Linked DNA regions of Homo sapiens: region 1 is linked to region 2. The links are chromatin loops, found by intact Hi-C in ENCODE. Cell type or tissue: CD14-positive monocyte. All regions are shown on one strand. Links, peaks and the distances in the headings refer to the core of each region. The heading gives the core; the rest is flanking DNA.

The links. A loop is a pair of places that touch in the nucleus more often than their neighbours do. Peaks named below come from ENCODE experiments on the same cell type or tissue, not always from the same donor. Only the 100,000 strongest peaks of a DNase experiment are listed, where the experiment ranks them.
Region 1: it touches region 2 in a loop (2.7-fold over the local background); 7 of 110 quality-filtered maps call a loop at or near these places.

The regions. Positions count from the first base shown.
Region 1 is chr1:17,427,236-17,437,364 of GRCh38, reverse strand. RCC2 (regulator of chromosome condensation 2) reads left to right here. Exons shown (of 13, transcript NM_018715.4): 3 at 8,166-8,259. Among named protein-coding and RNA genes, the nearest start is that of RCC2, 7.4 kb to the left of the region's middle. RefSeq lists enhancers at 7,942-8,556, 8,602-9,240. In CD14-positive monocyte, for the core only: no CTCF peak of the experiment used is centred there; DNase peaks (open chromatin) are centred at 5,194 and 5,614; H3K4me3 peaks cover 1,484 bases; H3K27ac peaks cover 4,408 bases.
Region 2 is chr1:17,624,702-17,634,830 of GRCh38, reverse strand. It overlaps ARHGEF10L (Rho guanine nucleotide exchange factor 10 like), which reads right to left. Exons shown (of 29, transcript NM_018125.4): 14 at 8,783-8,875; 15 at 7,328-7,501; 16 at 2,365-2,510; 17 at 269-283. Among named protein-coding and RNA genes, the nearest start is that of LINC02810, 88 kb to the left of the region's middle. RefSeq lists enhancers at 4,036-4,687, 4,688-5,341. In CD14-positive monocyte, for the core only: a CTCF peak has its summit at 5,172 (motif pointing right); DNase peaks (open chromatin) are centred at 3,210, 3,640 and 4,630; H3K4me3 peaks cover 2,088 bases; H3K27ac peaks cover 5,000 bases.

The DNA.
Region 1 (10,129 bases), core at 2,546-7,545, 200 kb after region 2:
GTTTTTCAGAAGAGGGTCTAAGTTTTCACCAGATTCTCAGATAACCCCCAGAGAGCAAGAACTTCCACCTGGGGTGTAGAGCCTGACACCCGGAGAGGTTTTTTTCCTTCCATAAGTGCCCATCTCCTAAGGGTGTTTAAGGGTTAACAGCAGAGTGCTTTCCTCCAGAGAAGCGCAGGCAGTGTCTAATAACACATTTTCTACGTCCGTTTTATAGATAGGGAAACTGGGGCACAGAATTCGAGGGCCTTGTCCAAAGTCATGGATGGAACTGGATCTCCAAATGCTGTAACTCCTGATGTCCCTGCAAATTGCACATGGGAATATGCTTTGTAAAAGTGCCTTCTGGGTGAAAGGGTTAACATGTTAGGCAGTGGAGGAGAGCCCGTCAAAAGCTGTCAAAAGGTCTTGCCCGGGGTCTTGGATCAGGCTAGACTAGACAATGGCCAAAGTATTGAGAAACTGGAACACAGGAACTGTTTTCCTTTGACGTCTAGTCTGCTGTGCCAGACTCCAGACATTTGCCCTCCGAACACAGTATGTTAGGATGAAACTAAAAAGAAAGGCCAGGTGAGCTTCCGCGTCTCCTGTATCCTATTTTGAGTGAGTTTCCAAAAGCAAGATTGTGTTTAGACATCCAAGACTGCAGTTATCAGCTGTACAGCTCCAGACTGTTGGAACGCTGAATTTTGCCATCAGAGCAAAAGATCCTTACCCCATGCTGAGATTGACCCAAGGAGGTAGAGACAGGGAGTGTGTGAGGGACACTGGCTCTCCCTGGCCCACCTCTGTCTCCAGCTGTGCTGCTTGAAGCTGCTTTGTCAATGGAAATGGCACATTTGTTAGTCTTTTTTTTTTGAGGCAGAGTCTCCCTCTATGGCCAGGCTGGAGTGCAGTGGCACGATCTCAGCTCACTGCAACCTCCGCCTCTCAGGTTCAAGTGATTTTTGTGTGCTGATCAGCCTCTCGAGCAGCTGGGATTACAAGTGTGTTCCACCACACCCGAATAATTTTTGTACTTTTTGTAGAGGCTGGGTTTTACCATGTTGGCCAGGCTGGTCTCAAACTGCTGGCCTCAAGTGATCTGCCTGCCTCAGCCTCCTTCCAAAGTGCTGGGATGACAGGCGCGAGCCCTGTGTTGGGTTGCATGTTTGTAAGTCTTAATGTGAGTAAACAGCAGTCCATTGCAGCTTTTAAGTTCCTGTTTATACACATAAATACGTTATTATTTTACATATGTGTATAAGCAGGACTCTAAAAGCTACATCTTCCTTTCTCTATCCACTTAAAACCAACAGGGGCCCATGATGCCCATCCTTTGGGCTGTCGGTGCTGTTCTAGAATCAGAGCACCTGGGAGGCTGAGGGTTCAGCATATGATGCCCCTTTATGCCTCATGGAAAGTGCACACCCTACATTTAAGTTTTGCTTTTTTTTTTTTTTTTTTGAGCTGGAGTTTAGCTGTTGTTGCCCAGGTTGGAGTGCAATGTTGCGATCTCAGCTCACTGCAATCTCCGCCTCCCGGGTTCAAGCAATTCTTCTGCCTCAGCCTCCCGAGTAGCTGGGATTATAGACGCCCACCACCACACCTGGCTAATTTTTTGTATTTTTAGTAGAGACGGGGTTTCACCACGTTGGCCAGGCTGGTCTCGAACTCCTGATCTCAGGTGGTCCACCCACCTTGGCCTCCCAAAGTGCCCCACGTTTAAGTTTTGTTAGCATCTACTGAGTTTGGTCCATGTTCGGGGCTGGGTCCATGCAGCCCCATTGCCTTTCCATAGGCCTAGGGCAGCCCTCTGCCCCTTGTCCTGGGTTGGCCTCCTGCCCAGTCTCCCTGGCCCCAGGTTTCTGGTCTCTGTTTCTCTGTTGAGCAGTCCTAGGGACCCTGTGTGCTGCCACAGGCAGACAGCAGTCCTTGTTGCAGAAAGAACCTTTTTTACTGAGCATTTTGCATGCCTTGCCCCGCTCAGGGTTGCTAGGAGGAGGTCTGTGTGAAAGCAGCCGCCCAGGAAATGTCCAAAACCATATTGCCTTCAGTGACCCCAAAGCTGCAGGTGTCGGGCTTGTAGAAGATGAGCCAAATACTTACATTGTTGAGGGGCAGAATTGCCTTGAGTAAAAGATGTGCATTTTATAGAACATTCTTATGGCAGATGAGCGTTGTCATTGCCTAGGTGTTAAGAAAAAATTCAAATTCTTTTTTCCTCCGCTCTCACGGCCACACTCAACAACCAACACCAGACTTCTTCCGCACCCCCCACCCCAGATGGAGTCTTGCTCTGTCTCCCAGGCTGGAGTGCAGTGGTGTGATCTCAGCTCACTGCAGCCTCCACCTCCTGGGTTCAAGCAACTCTCCTGCCTCAGCCTCCTGAGTAGCTGAGATGACAGGCACCTGTCACTGTGCTCGGTAATTTTTGTATTTTCAGTAGAGATGGGGTTTCACCATGTTGGCCAGGCTGTCTTGAACTCCTGACCTCGTGATTTGCCCGCCTCCCAAAGTGCTGCGATTACAGGCGTGAGCCACCACGCCCCGCCTCCCAACACAAGACTTCTGTGACTAGACGTAAAGGGAGGTCTCCCCCTGCTATCAAGCAAGCAATCAGTTCTGCAGCACACACCGGCTGGGTGTCCTCCAGTTCATCTCTTGACACTATCCACCTGGAGGTAGATTTCCTCATCTTGAGGGCTCAGTCCCCAAGACTGTCCTTCCACCCCAGACACCAGTTGCAAGTCCAGTCCCTGGTAGCTTCTGACCAACTAGCCTCTAGTTGGGGTTCTCATGACCCCCTCTTTGGGGTCGATTAATTTATTGGAATGGCTCACAGAACTCAGGGAAACACCAGTTTATTATAAAGGATATTACAAAGGCTATGGATAAAGAGACCTGTAAGGCTAGATGTGGCAGAAGGGGCACTGTGTTTCCGTGCCCTCTGCAGACCACCCACCTGGTACATGTTCAGCTCTCCACAAGCTCTGTGACCTGGTCCTTACAGGTTTTTAACGGAGGCTTCATTATGTAGGCATGGTAGATTAAGCCATTGATCATCACTTTAACCTTCAGTCATCTCCCTCCTGAGGTTGGAGGATGGGGCTGAAAGTCCCTAGGCTCCCACTGCCCCATCCGGAAGCTGCCTGGGGGCTGCCAGTGTCAGTCATTAGCATACAAAAAGACATTGCTTTGGAGATTCCAAGGATTTGGGAAGTTGCATGCCAGGAACTCCAAATATTGATGGCAGTGTCACACTAGGGTAGATTCAGTCCTAATTCTTTGCGCACTTCATAACCTCCTAAAGCAAGTAAAGGCAGCAGCCTTGGCCAGATCCTACAAAACAGGTGAGTGTTGCAAGCTGCCCAGGTCTTTGTAGTTTTTCCAGTCTTGGGTTGCCAAGGTTTTGTGGACCCTGAGACAGATGTGTTGAATCTGAAAGGAGCAAATAAATAAAACTGAAAGCCAACCCGGAAGTCTGTTTCAGTTGATGGCCCTTAGGTAATTGGTCGATGCCGGCATTGTTCCCGGGGGTCTTACCTCCCCGGAGCAGCGGTCTTCTACATGGACCTATGTTAAAAGGTTGACTCTGGGCCCCGTAAACGCGCACCTTGCATTTGGATCATAATTCAAAAATTGCTTTAGACTAGAAATCCCATTTTGTTGATTGAAGAAGCTCAGTGCCTTTTCTGTCCATTTCTGTGTGTCTCTGCCCAGGTTATGTGACCAAGTTGCTGGAGGCAGCCAGGTGAAATGACATGAAAATCACTCATCTCATTGGGCAGACTGTTTGCCAGGCTGTCTGCTGCGTGGCCTTTATACACAAGCAGGGTCGCAGACACTGAGTTCGTCCAAAAAAACAATCCGTAGGCCCATCAGGGAAGGCTGGATTCCGCCTGGGAGGGCACACTGAGCTTCAGACACCCACACACCCACTGGCACCCCCGCCCTGCCCCGCCGCCCCGGGTGGAGCCCGCAAGCGCGGGAGTCTCTCCCACGATTGGCTGTTTCTGGTCTCTGAGGAAGAGGAGCACCCCTTAAGTGAGAAGGGGTGCTGGGAGTTCTCTGTTACTCTATTTAAATGTTAATTCCACATAAGGCAGAGGAAAGAAGTTATAGAGAAATAAAAGAAAGCAGCTTAGAGCAAACAATTATGTAAATAATAACGAAATACACTAACCTCCATCTAATGTGTGAGGAAATAGGATCCATGACGTAAAAACTTGAATAACAGTTAATGTCCTTCATAGGAATCTGACCACCGTCACTGGAGTAGACTCAGTTTACCGGGGTTTTTCACACATACACACGTATATATGTATATGTATACACACGTATGTATATGTGTGTGTGTGTGTATATATATGTGTGTGTGAGTGTATATATATATTTTTTTCTTTTTCTTTTTCTTTTTCTTTTTTTAAGATGGAGTCTCGCTCTTTCGCCCAGTCTGGAGTGCAGTGGCGCGATCTCGGCTCACTGCAAGCCCCGCCTCCCGGGTTCATGCCCTTCTCCTGTCTCAGCCTCCCGAGTAGCCGGGACTACAGGCGTGAGCCACCATGCCCGGCCCACAAATACATTTTTATTGGCGTGGTTGGGTTTGCCTATAAATGCTTAGCTAGCTTGATGGATCAGTCTTCATGAGCCCTTGACCAAATGTCCAGGTCACCCAGGAAACTCCCTCCCCAAGGCCAAGGCCACTGCGGTTAAGCTCTGGCTGTCTGAACTTGCCCCTGAACCATGCCCTCTGGCCTGATGGAGCTGAGGCTTCTGGTGTGGCCTCAGCACTGTGAAGTTTTGCTGCAGTGGTTGCATCTCAGTGTAGGGTGGTTTGACTTCAATGGTTCATACTGAGCACAGGTGCCCATGAACCTCCGCCTGCCTGGTCTGCAGTTGCTGGCATTCCAGGGCTCTTTTCTAGGCTTGCCCTCTGGCCTGGGAGCTTGGTCTCCAGTGCCTTAGCACCCTTCCTGGGTCTCTACTGCCCCCTCCATGCCAACTTGGTAGGCTTGGGCAGAGGACCCAGAGGCCTCTCCTTCCACAGGGACTTCAACAGAAGCCATTGAATATAGACCTGTAGCATATTCCAGCCAGGCCTGCCAGTTAAACAAAGAAGGGCAGATAACCAGGGGAAGCTAGGCTCCAATTCAAGTAACCTGAGTTGTGGGTGCTGCAGGGGCTGGGCCACCCTCTGATTAAGGTCATTTTCTAAATAATTTAAATGAACCAAAGTTGTTCTCCCTTTCCGTGTTGTTTCACTTCCCTCCCCCCAACTTTTTTTTTCTCTTTTTGAGACAGAGTTTCGCTCTTGTTGCCCAGGCTGGAGTGCAATGGTGTGATCTCGGCTCGCTGCAACCTCTGCCTCCTGGGTTCAAGCGATTCTCTTGCCTCAGCTTCCCAAGTAGCTGGGATTACAGACACCCGGCTAATTTTTTGTATTTTTAGTAGAGACAGGGTTTCACCATGTTGGCCAGGCTGGTCTCAAACTCCTGACCGCAGGTGATCCACCCACTTTGGCCTCCCAAAGTGCTGGGATGACGGGCCATGAGCTACCGCGGCTGGCCTCACTTCCCCTTTTCATGAGGACTGCAGGATGCATTCCTGTAGATTGACCATCTTTTTCCTGTTACATAATGTGGTGGAGTGGGCAAGCGTGACGGAACCTATATCTTGGGGGACGCCCTAATCAGGTTTGGGTCGTGTAAAGGTTCCTATTGAAGTGGAAATCATCCGTCATGAAGATGTGTAATCTTAGAAATGCGTGAGCCGTACTGCCAAAGCATACCCATGGGGTGATCACACTGTAGAGGTTAGAATGATTGGGCCTGGAGCTGCCCTTTTTTCTTTTTCTTTCTTTCTTTTTTTTTTTTTTTTTTTTTTGAGACAGGGCTGGCTTTGTCACCATGGTTGGTCTTGAACTCCTGACCTCAGGTGATCCGCCTGCTTCAGCCTCCCAAAGTGCTGAGATGACAGGCGTGAGCCACCACACCCAGCCCACATATATATATATATATATATATTTTTTTTTTTTTTTTTTTTTTTTTTTGAGATGGAGTCTTGCTCAGTCGCCCAGGCTGGAGTGCAGTGGTGCGATCTTGGCTCACTGCAAGCTCCGCCTCCTGGGTTCACACCAATCTCCTGCCTCAGCCTCCCGAGTAGCTGGGACTACAGGTGCCGGTCACCATGCCCGGCTAATTTTTTTTGTATTTTTAGTAGAGATGGGGTTTCACCGTGCTAGCCAGGATGGTCTCTATCTCCTGACCTCGTGATCTGCTTGCCTCAGCGTCCCAAAGTGCTGGGATTACAGGTGTGAGCCACCGCGCCTGGCCAACAAATACATTTTTATTGGCATGGTTGGGAACTTTCATCGGCGTTATTTTATTGGCATTTTATCGGCACTTTGGGAGGCCAAGGTGGGTGGATCACCTGCGGTCAGGAATTTGAGACCAGCCTGGCCAACATAGTGAAACCCTGTCTCTACTAAAAACACACAAAATTAGCTGAGTGTCTGTAATCCCAGCTACTTGGGAGGCTGAGGCAAGAGAATCGTTTGAACCCGGGAGGCAGAGGTTGCAGCAAGCCGAGATCACGCCACTGCACTCCAGCCTGGGCAGCAACACTGGGAGTGCAATGGTGCAATCTCAGCTTACTGCAACCTCCGCCTCCCGGGTTCAAGGGATTCTTCTACCTCAGCCTCTGGAGTAGCTGGGACGACAGGCGGATGCCACCACGCCTGGCTAATTTTTTTGTATTTTTAGTAGAGACGGGGTTTTACCATATTGGCCAGGCTGGTCTTGAACTCCTGACCTCGTGATTCACCCGCCTCAGCCTCCCAAAGTGCTGGGATTACAGGCGTGAGCCACTGTGCCTGGCCCCCTTTTTTTTTTTTTTGAGACAAGGCCTGGCTATGTCACCTAAGCTGGAGAGCAGGTGTGATCTTGGCTCACTGCAGTCTCCAGCTCCTCAGCTCAAGCAATCCTCCCACCTCAGCCTCCCAAGTAACTGGGACCACAGGCTCATTTTTCTATTTTCTGTAGAGACAAGGTTTTGCCATGTTGCCCAGCCTGGTCTCCAAGCTCAAGCAATCTGCCCGCCTCGGCCTTCCAAAGTGCTGGGATTACAGGCGTGAGCCATTGCGCCTTGCCAGACTTTTTTCCTGAAGCCTTCCAAGAACAATTCTGTAAACTGAAGGAAACCCCTTTCCTTTTCACGTCCAGGAAAGATGTGTAAGAGCGGAAAGTGATAGCAGTGAATGCTTCCCTTGCCAGTGTGGACTGAGTGAGGAGTTCAGAATTGAGTCTTCCACTAACAACCTACTTGAAAAAGTATATTTTGACATTTAAGGAAGCAAAGTGCTGAGAATATTATGAGTGCCACCCAGAATTGAACAATGGCCTTTTTAAATGGCGTAGATTTTCGTTGACAGTATGAGAGTTGGTGGCCCTGATGACTTTGTGTTGAGAGACTGAGGATGAACACTGAAGTATGCTGGCTGCTGTGACAGCTTGTTCCTTGAGAGCCGGGCCCCTGGGAGGTCCTGTTTCACTCACCATTGGCTCCCGGGCTCATGGACAGCGGCATGAGGGTGCCATCAAAGGCCGCCTGATTCAGACCCCTGCATACCCACCAAAGCTGTGTTCTGCCTGGTCTCCCTTCAGTGGAGAAATCGAACCTTGTTCTCTACTGTTTTCTTCCTGAGTCCCCATGGAAAGGCTCTCGGCAGAGTGGGCAGCAGAAGTGATGTGAGGCTCCTAAGGTTTGAGGTCGCAGGCCGTGCTTGCCATGTGAAATAGAGACTTGGCCCTAGGATGAGCTGGATTTAACGCCCCTGAGTGTCCGGCAGGCTTCCTGCAAATACCTCTGTACATCAGTTTGCGAAGGAGGCATGTATTTGGGTTTTTTTTTTAGTGTTTTGCAAAAGCTATTTTAAAGGGAAGTCAAAGGATAAAAATGAGCCTGGGCTTAGCAAGTGAGCGGCTGTGGGCAGGTTTGGGGTTGCCCGCATTGCCACTTGCCGATGAGGGAGGGGAGTGTGGGGAGACTCTGTTCGTGTGGAGGTCACAGGTGACATAAGGGCTAACTGAATGATTTTCTTTCGTTTCGTGCTGTCATTGGACAGCCTTGGAAAGCTAGGTGCAGACTTACACACTAATTCTTTTTTCCTTTCTCTGTCTCTGCAGAAACTTGAAGGGTCAAAGTGCAAAGGGCAGCTTTTGATTTTTGGGGCAACCAACTGGGACTTGATTGGTCGAAAAGAAGTGCCTAAACAGCAAGGTATGAGAATGGTGCCTCAAAAACCCATTGAGTGCTTCTTAAGTGCTAGGTTCTGTTGACCACCTGCCTGGTAGGTATTCCCTTCATTTACAAATGCATTTTCACAGAGGCCAAGTGACTTGCCTGAGGCCACACAGCCACTGTAGTGATGAGCTGGATTTGAACCCTAATCTTAGTCTTTTAAAGGCACAATTTTGAAGTGACTCACTAATTCCGTTAAGATTAATCAGGAAAATACAAGTAGTATCCTCAAATGAACATTGCCACCTTTTCCATCTTCCCTCTCACCTCACTTGTTTTCATTAAAATGAAGAGACCAGGTCTGTGAGATGGTGTCAGAATGTCCTAGACATTTGTCAAATGTCAGGTGTCAAAATTTCAGGCATTGCAGAAGAGTCCACGTTTCTTTGCAAGCTGCCAAATTGTTGCAGGAACTGGTTTGACAGAACAGTCTGGAGCGGGGGAAAGCAGAGAGGTCCTTAAGAAGTAATGTTTTGTCCCCAGTTACCTTTGGAAAACTGGTGTCTTAAGGGAAAAGGCCCATCCAGGAGAAGGAAGGCTGGCATGTAGCCAACTTTTATGGCTTCTTGATTTCATCTGGAAAGACTCCCAAAGTGCTTTCCAGCATTGCTTTGCCCCATGAACAAATATTTGCACGCTGGCTCGTCTTGGCACCTTAAAACAGGGGCGTTGGAAATCACCTTGTTCCATGAAAACACCTGGGGGCCAGCTGAATTAGAAATGGGTTTAAGTTGCAGGTAGCAGCAGCGCGTTGTTTGGAAAATGCCCAGCCTTCAGGCCCAAGCCAGAGGGGGCCACGTCCACATGGTGGCTTTTGTCCCAGGGAAGCACCTCCTGGTCTACAGTAACGTAAGCCCAGGTGCTGATGGCGCCTTGTTGCCAGTCCTGTGCCCGTGTTGCATCATTTCTCAAAGCCGTTCTTCAACTGAGCAGCCCAGTTGACATTGAAGATACAGAAGCCCAGGGAAGGGCAGTAAATACCAAAGGAAGCGAGTGGCAGGGCCAGGGTTGGAGTCCCACTCTCTAGTTAACTCTGTTGCCTCCCGCGCATGTATGTTGCTGTAGATCTGGTGAAAACCAGCAGCCTGGATGTCTTGGTTTTTGCAAGATAGCACCACAGCAAGCCACACAGTAGCTCTGTGATTGGGACCAGACCCCAGGGATCCGGAGGCCGTGGGAATTGACTTCTCAGTCTGACCGCAGAGCCTGGGACTGCTGCAGGGCGTTTAATTTGACTTGCTCCCCCTCCCCCACCCCTGCCCGGTCCCTCCAGTCCCTCCAGCCCTTCCTTGGGAGGCCGGAAGAAACCCAACCCGGCTCCTCAGGAGCCAGTGGCATCCTGGGCACTGCAGGGAAAGATGCTTTGGTAAGTCCAGGAGCATCTGACCACCTGAGACTCCCCTTGGCCAAGCAAGTTCAAGTGTGGCACCGCACCCTTGCCTGGCGTCCCGTGGCCTCCTGTGTTGCGGCACAGGGTCGTGATGATACTCGTCAATCATGCCATCATTTTGTCTTCATGGCAAAGAGACCTTGGGTTTCTCTTTATCCCTTCCGAGTTTTGTTTAATACAGTTCCTGAATCTTAATTTAGGTGCCACCTCCTTGAGTTTTTCTTAAGTTTTAATATAGACCATGAGGCTTTTATTTTTGGTTTGCTCTTTCCCCAGGAAATTGTTGATGTTCCTCTTCCTCCTTTCAGGGGAGGTGTCTGCAGGTGTGCTGCTTCAGGTGCCATGCGGGATCGGCTGGCCCCTGCCCGCCTGCGGCCAGGAGTCTTGCCCACTTGCCCCCACACCTGAATGAGGGAGCATGTGGTGCCCTCTGCTGAGGGCGGAGGGTGGGGCTGGAAC
Region 2 (10,129 bases), core at 3,088-8,087:
TGGAACAGAGAGGACAAGGCCCTGGAGAGGCTGCAGCCACCCTGCCCCAGGGCTGGCCCAGGGCATTGCTCCTCCACACCAGCTCAGCCAGGCTTCACGCAGCCCCAGCGCAAGACCTCAGACCAAAACCAAGCCAGGCAGAGCAGGGATCCCTCGCCAGGGTAGAAGCACCAGGCGCCCAGGCCCCAGCCCCATATCCAGAATCACATGGCACCAGAGCCCCAGAGCCCCAGAGCCCCAGAGCCCCGGAGCCCCCTGAACCACGTACCTGTGGTTGGCAGGCCTGGGAAAAAAGACAAGAAGGAAAGGGAGATTGTTATTACAATGGAGTGGCTAATCTGGGGGCTGTGACCCCGCTGGGGGCCAGCCATGGGGCTGGGCATCGGGAATAGAAGGAGAGACAGCCTCCTGCGGGGAATGAGGGCATCAGAGGCCAGGTGTGGACAGAAGCGGGCCTTCCTTCATCTCTGGGTCTCACAACAGCCCCGCTAGGAAGCTTAGATGATCCCAGACAAGGACACTGATCCTCAGTCAAGTGAAGTGACTCAGCCCAAATCACCCAAACTGATTCCCCAAAACCGGGCCACTAGCACCCCACTTTGCACTTTGCGCTAGAGCAACATGAAGGCAGAGAGGGTATTCATCATACCGCCGGCACCACACGGTGCCCAGGATATAAACGGGACTGAAGAATTACCTTCTTTGATTGAGTGAGTGAGTAAATGAATGAATGGGTCAGCCATAAGCCCTGCCCAGACCCATGTGTGACAGAGGCTTCCTTGCCTGAGTCCCCAACCAGGCCCTGAGCTCCCGGAGGCAGGGGCTGGATCTCATTCTAGGTGTGAACTGGCACAGAGCCAGGTCTCGGACTACATTCAATGGATTCATAGACGGGTGGACAAATGGGTGGATGGTGAATGAGTGCACAGGTCCTGAAACAGCCCTGCTTGTCCCCTTCCAGGACTCGTGATCGGTAACCATGGAAAATCCCCAAACCTACTCTGTGGCCAAACCCAGGAAGGCCCAAGCTGACTCGGTACAGGGCCTAGAACTGATTCAGCTGGGAGGCGGGAGAGCTATGCTGGGATTCACATTCCACTGAGGTGATTGTTTCCCTCCTGGATTTCGGTGATGGTAGCCATACTATTGCTTCTGTGATGCTTTTTAAAGTGGTGTCGAGGTGGGGCACGGTGGCTTACGCCTGTAATCCCAGCACTTTGGGAGGCTGAGGCGGGCCGATCACCTGAGGTCAGGAGTTTGAGACCAGCCTGGCCAACATGGTGAAACCCCTCTCTAATAAAAATACAATTAAAAAAAAAATTAGCTAGGTGTGGTGGCACATGCCTATAATCCCAGCTACTCGGGAGGCTGAGGCAGAAGAATCACTTAAACCCAGGAGGCAGAGGTTGCAGTGAACCGAGATCATGCCATTGCACTCCAGCCTGGGAGACAGAGCAAGATTCCATCTCAAAAAATAATAAAATAAAATAAAGTCTTGTCAAATATTGAGAGCAGAGGTTCTCCTAAGAGCCTGGCTAGAAAAACCACAGCTGAAGTTCTCAGGGAGTATTTGATACAGGGTCCCCTGCAGGACCAAGCAGGGGATGCGAGCAGGTGAGCTGGGCAAAGCAGAAAGGCTGGAGAATGGCAGGGCCCAAGCCCCAGTGCCAGGCCCACGTGGCCTCAGGCAGCCAGGCCCCAGAATGTCAGATCTCTCCTATGTCTCACCCATGGTGTGGGCTCCCTGTGTTAGTAAAACATAAGATACCCAGGAGCCTAAAGCAACTGATGGGCCACATCTTCAGGCTCTGGCCTAAAGCCTCACCCTCACCCCACACCAGGGCTCCGGCTCCCAGGCACAGCCCAGCAGCCGGGCTTTGGGCATTTCCACAATCCCCGGCCCAGAACCAGCAAACCAGGCTCCTCTGGGCCGATGATGATGCTCCGGTCTGTGGGGGAAAGGCAAAGGCTCACACTGAGAAATTCTGCAATCTGGCCAGAGCAAAACAGATTTGAGTTAAAGCCGCAGGGATCTGGGGTAGACACAAGGAAGAATCTCTTGAATTTCAATGTGGACAAAACCACTGTTTAGTCACCAACTGCAGAGTTCCAAAACAAACAACTCTGTACCATGGACAGCTGTGTGCCCGAGGCTGAGGGCTGCCCCCGATGACTGCTCCAGGTACTTCCCAGCGTTGGGGACCAGTGGCAGAGCAGGGCAAGAGGGATGGGAGAGGAATATTGGAAGCCTAAACCAAGCTCACATGGGGTCCCACTGTAGTGCGGCCGGCCAAGAGACTGGAGTAGGGCGGGATGGGGTCTCCAGGGAGGGGTGATTGCCCCCTCCAACCCAGGCCCACTTACTTGAAGTTGATGTTGGCACAGACAAGCATGTCGTTGAGCAGGAAGACCCGACGCTCCTTGGACTTAATTAGCTGCCCGCGGTCACCGTACACGGTCTCCGTCAACGTCTCACACAGGAGCAGCTGCCGCTGGCCTGAGGTCAACAGCTGGAGGAGGGGCAGGGAAGGTCAGCATCAGCATCGCGGCCCGGCGGCTTTACCGCGCCGGAGACCCAGAATCCTCCCATGGTGCAGAAAGGGAGACTGAGGCTGGGAGAGGTGGAGGAGATGAAGCCACTCCCTCCATCCCTGGGTGACAAGATGCACTGGGGAGGAAGACCAGAGGACCACACATCGGGGCCTCCTCTCGGAGGCCATGGGGAGACTGAGCATTCACCAGCACCCGTGTGGGCCCAGCAGCCAGTGCCCCCTTCTCAGGTGAGCCAGCCATTGCCAGCCCCTCTCTGTAGGGATTCTGCCTGATTGCCACTGCCAAGGACACAGCTCTGGAGTTACAGAGGTGGCTCTGCCCCCATCCCCACTCCTGCTGTGAAGCCCTTGGGCAGGTCACTTCACATGTCCAAGCCTTAGTTTACTCAGCTACCAAGTGGGGGCAGATACCTCTACTGCTCAGATCACACAAGGTAATGAACATGTGACCGGGTCTGGCTACATGACTCTTGCGGTCCAGTGCAAAACGAAAACACAGGCTCTTGTTCAAAGTGACTATGAATTTCAAGATGACCATGGCAGAACATGAAAGCAAGCATGGGGCCCTTCTGGGCACCAGCCATGTATGATGGCACAGGTCATGTGTGATGGCACAGGTCACGTGTGATGACACGGGTCACGTGTGATGACACAGGTCATGGCCTGAGAGGCCGGCCCTGTATGTGTGCTCCATAGACAACTACTGTCTGTGATGGTCTTCACAGTGGAGCAGGCGTGGCCTTGTGCAGGGGACCCCATCCTGCACCCCAACCTGTTGAAAGCCTTGGCCTGTCTCGCCTCTTAGGTGGCCTCATGACAGAGTTGGAACAGACCTGCCAGTCAATAACACCACCCTCTGAGGACAAAGACTTTCACACCCCAGGCATCCAAGCAGGCATTTGCCAACCTCAGGCTGGATGTCAAGACCCCCCCTGCTAGTGTCAGGGCCACCAACCCATCCAGGGACACCCTGGGAAAACGTCTTTTTTCTAAAGGGGATTTTTTTCTGGGAGGGAGGGAGGATATTCAGCAAAATTCATTCCCAAAACCCGTGACTCTGACGACAACCATTACTCTCCCCTTCCTTCCCCATCCTGTCTGGGAAAAGGACAGATCACCCCGAGCCTCCCCGGGACATAAAAGGACAGATCACCCTGAGCCTCCCCAAAGAGAAAAAGACAGATCACCCCCAGGCAACCCCAGGACAGAAAAGGACAGATCACTCTGAGCCTCCCCAGAGAGAAAAAGATAGATCACCCCCGGGCATCCCCAGGACAGAAAAGGACAGATCACCCCGAGCATCCCCAGGAGAGAAAAGGACAGAACACCCTGAGCCTCCCCAGAGAGAAAAACACAGATCACCCCCAGGCATCCCCAGGAGAGAAAAGGACAGATCACCCCGAGCCTCCTCGGGAGAGAATGCTGTTGTTCTCCAAAGCATCATCTCTCTCAAGTCGGCACACAACCAAAAGTCCCAGTGGGACCAAATGCCCAGGGTGTGCCAGGCACTGAGGATGGCTCTTAATATTCCACATCTCATTGAATCAGCTCAGCGGTCCTTGAGGCCATCCCCATTGCCCAGGTGAGGAAACTGAGATTCCAGGGGTAAAGTGACTCGCTGAGACCCACCCACTGTTGATTGACAGCACAGGACAGAGCCAGGCCACGTTCACCATTCCCTGCATTGAGCAGCTAGTGCACAGTGTGACAGGAGCCAGGGGAGGCCCCACCGCTCCTAACATGCAGGAGGACTTGGGGTCCCCCACAGCTGCTAAGGCCAGGCTCCGCCTCACTATTTCCACAAGGAAACCAAACGCCAACTCAAGAGACCACTACTCGGACCTTGAAGACAGCAGGGCCCCCCGCCCCAAGGGCTGCCAAATGTGCCATGACCCAAAACTTGGAAGAGGAAAGTCCCGTGGGCTCTGGCAGTCAGCGCTGCCCCCTTGGCAGATGAAAACCAACAAAAAGAAAAAGAAAACCAGGATATTGCACAAACGGCCCTCTGGAGGCTCCTGCCTAGGCTATTTTGAAACAGCTGGCATGGTTCCGTTTCGGGTTACACCCAGTTTCGTTTCTGCTTCTCCCTGGGTGATGGTGATAGGGACATCACTAAACAGGTCACAGAACTGGCCAGGACTGTCCAGGGAGGGCCCTGGAGGGGGAAGCCCAGGGTGCGGCCTCCACCACACTCTTCCTAACATCTCACATGGTCCAACCTACCCTCACCCAGCAAATGGAGACATGGAAGCTTAGAGCCTCTAGTCCTTTGCCCAGCATCAAAGAGGTCTCCCTTACCTCCAGCCAGGGCCCACCTCACAGAGCAGGAGAGGGCAGAACGGCTCTTCCCAACCACTACGGAATTTATTTCCTCCTCCCAAGAGGCCTCTCCCCACTGTGGCTGCACAGGTGTATGAGGCAAAGCAAGAGAAAGCCTCTTGGTCACCGAAGAGGGAGCCGAAGGTGGGGAGAGGAGAAGATTCCTGAGCGCAAAGGCCAGCACGGGTGGTCATGGCGGGGCTGAAGGCTTTTTCTCCCGAGACATTCCAAACTCGAGGCTTGTGTGGGGGATGGCTGAGTTAGTCCTGCCTGGAACCAGGGGGTGGAGAGTGACCCTGCCCCTCATGCCCAACCTGAGCCACGTGGATGGGGACATCCCCAGGAGAGGGCGCTGTCCCCTCCCCATCTCGTCTTCCCCAGCCCAATCCTCCTGGAGCAGGTAAAATAAACTCAGATGCCTTAGGGGCTTGCAGGTAACATCAGTGGGAAAGGTGGGTAGGAACCAAGGGGAAGTGGGCAGCTGCCACTCGGGGGCTGGTGCCACGTGGGAAGGTGGGTCGGTGAGCCAGCTCTTCCTACCCTCCCAGGAGACCCACAAGTCTGAATTTTATAGGATCTCTCTCAATTTTTAAATGTTGGCAACTACTGCCATGTTCTTAAAACTACTGTGTGGGCCGGGCACCGTGGCTCATGCCTGTGATCCCAACACTTTGGGAGGCTGAGGCAGGAGGATCACTTGATCCCAGGAGTTTGAGACCAGCCTGGGCATCATAGTGAGACCCCATCTCTACAAAAAAAAAAAAAAAATTAATTAGCTGGGTGTGGTAGCTCGTGCTTGTAGTCCCAGCTACTCAAGAGGCTGAGGCAGGAGGCTCACTTGAGCCCAGGAGCTCAAGGCTGCAGTGAGCCGTTATTGTACCACTGTACTCCAGCCTGGGCAACAGCATGAGGCCCTGTCTCAAAATAAAATTAAATTAAATAGAATAAAATACTGTGTGGGCCACAACACAACCTGCAACCTGAATTTGGCCTGAAGCAACAGAGTCCTAAGATGTGGGTTGCCTGAAGCTTGGCACTGCAGGGGACCCTACAGGAGGCCTTGTCCCTGCCCCACTTCACAGGCATGGGGTGGAAAGCAAAGATGCTGATGCAGGTTAGACAGCATTCTATACTGTAAAGTGCAGCACACATGGAAAGGGCCACTCTCCCTCTGGGTACTCCTTCCTGGACTCTTAGAAAGGTCTACCCCGTGCTGCTGAAACCTCCCTCCTGGGAACAGCCAGCCATAGGCCTTAGTTCTGCTTCTAGGACCCCACAGAGCCAAGAGGCTCCCAGTTTATTCCCCAGAAAATTTGAACCTCTCCCTATGACCTCACACAGTATCCGTTCTCCAAAGAACAGTCCTGCAATGTGCCCAGGGCCTGGGCACCCCAGCCTAAACTATCCCAGCCCTCCCCTACCCTCCAGTAGGTGAACAGGGGGGCTGGGGTGTGGGACCTCCCAGAGACCCCAGCACAGAGCCAGGCAGTTCATGTCATGTGCTGAGAGGGAAGAAGAGGGACTCCAGTGACCAACAGGTGACTCTGTGAGGTGACCTTGTGCTTTAAAAACAGGCTCCTCTACAGACTCATTTGCAAGTCTTTTGGTTTTGTTTGGTTTTTTTCCTTTAGAGACAGAGTCTCCCTCTGTCACCCAGGCTGGAGTACAGTGGCACAATCTCGGTTCACTGCAACCTCTGCCTCCTGAATTCAAGTGATTCTCCTTCCTCAGCCTTCCGGGATTACAGGCGTGTGCCACCATGCCTGGCTAATTTTTATATTTTTAGTAGAGACAAGGTTTCACCATGTTGGCCAGGCTGGTCTCGAACTCCTGACCTCAGGTGATCTGCCTGCCTCAGCCTCCCAAAGTGCTGGGACTACAGGCGTGAGCTACCACGCCCAGCCCAATTTTCTTTTTTTTTTTTTAATAGCATGTTCCTAAGCGGCAACCCCAAAACATGGCATGGACTTTTCATCTTTCTTCTTGTGTTAAGGACAATCACGAAGCCACTTTGCCAGCTCCCTCTTTTGCGGCAGCAGCCCTAGGGCTCCGGTGCTATTAAATGCTCCTCATTTCAAAGGGAGCAAGTGAGGTTCAGAGAGGGTGGGTGATTCCCTTGAGGGCACACAGCAAGCACCTATGGCAAAATCTGGATCTAAACCCAGATTCTGACTCTCCAGAGCCTGTTCATTTAACTAGGCTTTGATTTCTGGAGACTTTACTGGAAATCACACTGATGCACAAAATGAACTTTTATCTTAAAATAACATGAACAGGAATGAACGTGGGGGTCCCGCTGAGGATCCAATCCCCAAGGTCACATCCTTGGAAGAGCAAGGCCTCCCCTCCCTCAGAGAACACTGCCACCTAGTGTGGGTGGCGTGGGGCAGGGGCACGGGCAGGAGCACAGGTGAGGGCAGGCAGGTGAGGGCAGGCAGGTGGGAGGCCCAGCTCACCTTGTTGAGGCTGCTGCGGTCACTGACGCTCTTGGTCAGCTGCTGGATCTCAGCCACCTGGTCAGCCAGCCGCTTCTGCTCGTTCAGCTTCTCAGCCAGCGTCTCCAGCTCTGTGAGGGCCAGCTGCAGCGACAGCCTGTCCGGATGGCCCCTGGGGGTGTTCTTCAGCATGTCCTGCCAGGTCAGAGCAGAGACTGAGCAGCCCACCCATGACCAACTCTACCCCAGCCTGGGGCAAAGCCTCACCCTGCGCAACCCCCTACACACACTGGGTCTGCAAAGGGCCCGGCCTGAGGCCAGGACAGATGGCACCAGATGCAGAACAAGACCTCAAGAAACAGCTAATGCATGAAAAAGAAAACAAAAGCATGGATCTTTCTAGGAATAGACCCACATGAACTGAAAGCGGGGTCTCAAACAGATATTTGTCCAGCCATGTTCATAGCAGCATTAGCCACAGTCGCCAAAATGTGGAGGCAAAAATGTCCGTCGACAGACTAACGCGTAAACAAAATGTGGTCTCTCCATACAATGGCGTATTATTCAGCCTTGAAAAGGAAGGAAATTCAGACACATGCTAGGACACGATGAATCTTGAAGACCTCATGTTAAGGAAAACAAGCCAGTCACGAAAAGAAAAACATTGTATGATTCCACGTATACGTGTTTTCCTAGAGCAGTCAGAGTCATAGAGACACAGGGTAGAATGGTGGTTGCCGGAGGCTGTGGGGAGGGAGAATCGGGAGTTGTTGAATGGGCAGAGTTTCGGTTCAGGATGATGAGAAAGTTCTGGGATGGGTGGTGGTGATGGTTGCAGAACAATGTGAATGCACTTAGAAATGGTTATGATGGTAAATAAATAAACTTATAGATCAATCACTGATCAATTGATAAATGGTATGGTTACATAAGAGCCCACTCCCACAGGCCAGCAGCACTGAGAGTGGATAGCAATGTGCCACCGGACCCCTCAGCCTGGTAGCCACCCTCTCAGCTCCCTGATGAGGGCCAGCCCCTGCCCAAGGACCCTCAGTGGTTGGGACAGTGTCCCAAGCTCTCCAGGACCCTGTGTGGGGCTAATGTCCCTTAGGAATCCCCTGTTCTGAAGCTCGAATCTGAAATGGCCAAGCTCAGCATGTTTACTGAGCATCTCCTCCATGCCAGGAGCCCTGCGGGTCCCGGGATTCCCTGTGCCTTCACTCCCTTCCTGCAACCCAGACTCAGGCCACCAGCAGTCCCTCAGCGTCCCCCACAGAGGGGCGTGCAAACTGAGCTGTCAGTTACAATCAATTTCACTCTAGAAGTGGAGAAAGATGAGGCCAGAGTCCCACAGCAGGTTGGGTGGGTTATGGATCACGGACAAGAGCCCAGACCTCCTCCCTCCTACCCCAGGAGGCACCTCCCAGCCCACAGGCAAACCCTGTGGGTTGAAGCTGCTGGAATCCTGAGCAGTACCTGAAGCAGGAGTATGAACTGTGGGAACCTCTGGATGGGCTTGACCATCAGCCCGTAGAGGGTGACACGGTCTGGGCTGCACACCTGCCGTCGCTGGTGGAGACAAGGTTCCGTCATTCGCTGACCCCCTGCAGAGAGGGCCCAGTGCCCCAGAGTCCAGACACTGTCCCCATTCTGGGCTCCTCTCCCCAGGCCCTAAGACCCTGCCTATCCCTGGGCTTGCAAGAAGAGCTGAGAGAGGTCCGTGGTTCTGCAGCCAGGGATCCCTCTCCCACCAGTGCCCCTGCATGGCCGCGCACCCTCAGGAGACTAAAGCAGTCATCTTAAGGTCTCTGAACTAAAGGCATAACTGGGAAACTCAGCAATTTATTCAAGATGTCAGACTTCTAGAAGTGGCCAAGGCAACCATTCCCTCCACTTAAACTAAATGCAGACAGATTTGGGCTAGGGTAAGGGGCGGGGCACAGGGGGACCTTCTGTCCTGTCTCTTGCATCCATCCCCCACTCCATCCACACACCTGTTACCTGGTCCTGGCCCCCATATGCTGCAATCCCACAGTTTCTCCACCTGCCTCCACTTCCATCTACCCTAGCTCAAAATCCTTCAATGGCTCCCCATTACCTGAAATATTACATCCTAGGCCCTGGGCCTGGAGGTCTAGAACCACCCAACTGAACTCAGCCGCCTCTTAGTGTGCACACTCAGGCCTTCTCTCCTGGGACTCCCCAACAGGCATCAGTGCTCCCAGAATCCAAACAGACCTGCCCATCCCTCTCCTCCTGCCTCTAACCTTTGCTCCACTATCCTTACACCTGATATAGGCTCTCCTCTGTCTTTATTTGGCACAATCCCACCATCCCCCGCCAGGGCCCATGTCAGATGGTGGCTCCTCCTGATCCCCTGTTCTCTTTGATGGGGACAGTGGGTTCCTCCACTGAGGCCGTGGCATCTAACCTGTGCTGCCGGCACATGTGTGCGTGTCCTGGCACCTAGCCCAGTTGCATCCTCTGCCAGCCAGCAGGCTCCCTACAGGCAGGGGCTCTGACTCACCAGACTACACTCCCAAAGAAATCAGCAGAGGCTGGGCACATGAGAACTCAGAAGCTTTTCGAAGCCTTTAACCTTTACTCTCCCAAGCAATGCCCAAGATACCCCTATAAGGAATTTCCTCACCCTTTTATAAATGAGGAAAAGGAACCAGCTTAGCAACCCGGGAGCCACAGCCCACCACAGGGCCAGCCAGGCAGACCCACCCACTCACCAGGGCACAGGAGGCAAAGGGTCAGCAAGATGACACAGGTCTTCCCTCCACCCTGCCAAAGCTCCAGGATCCCAGTTGCTTACAG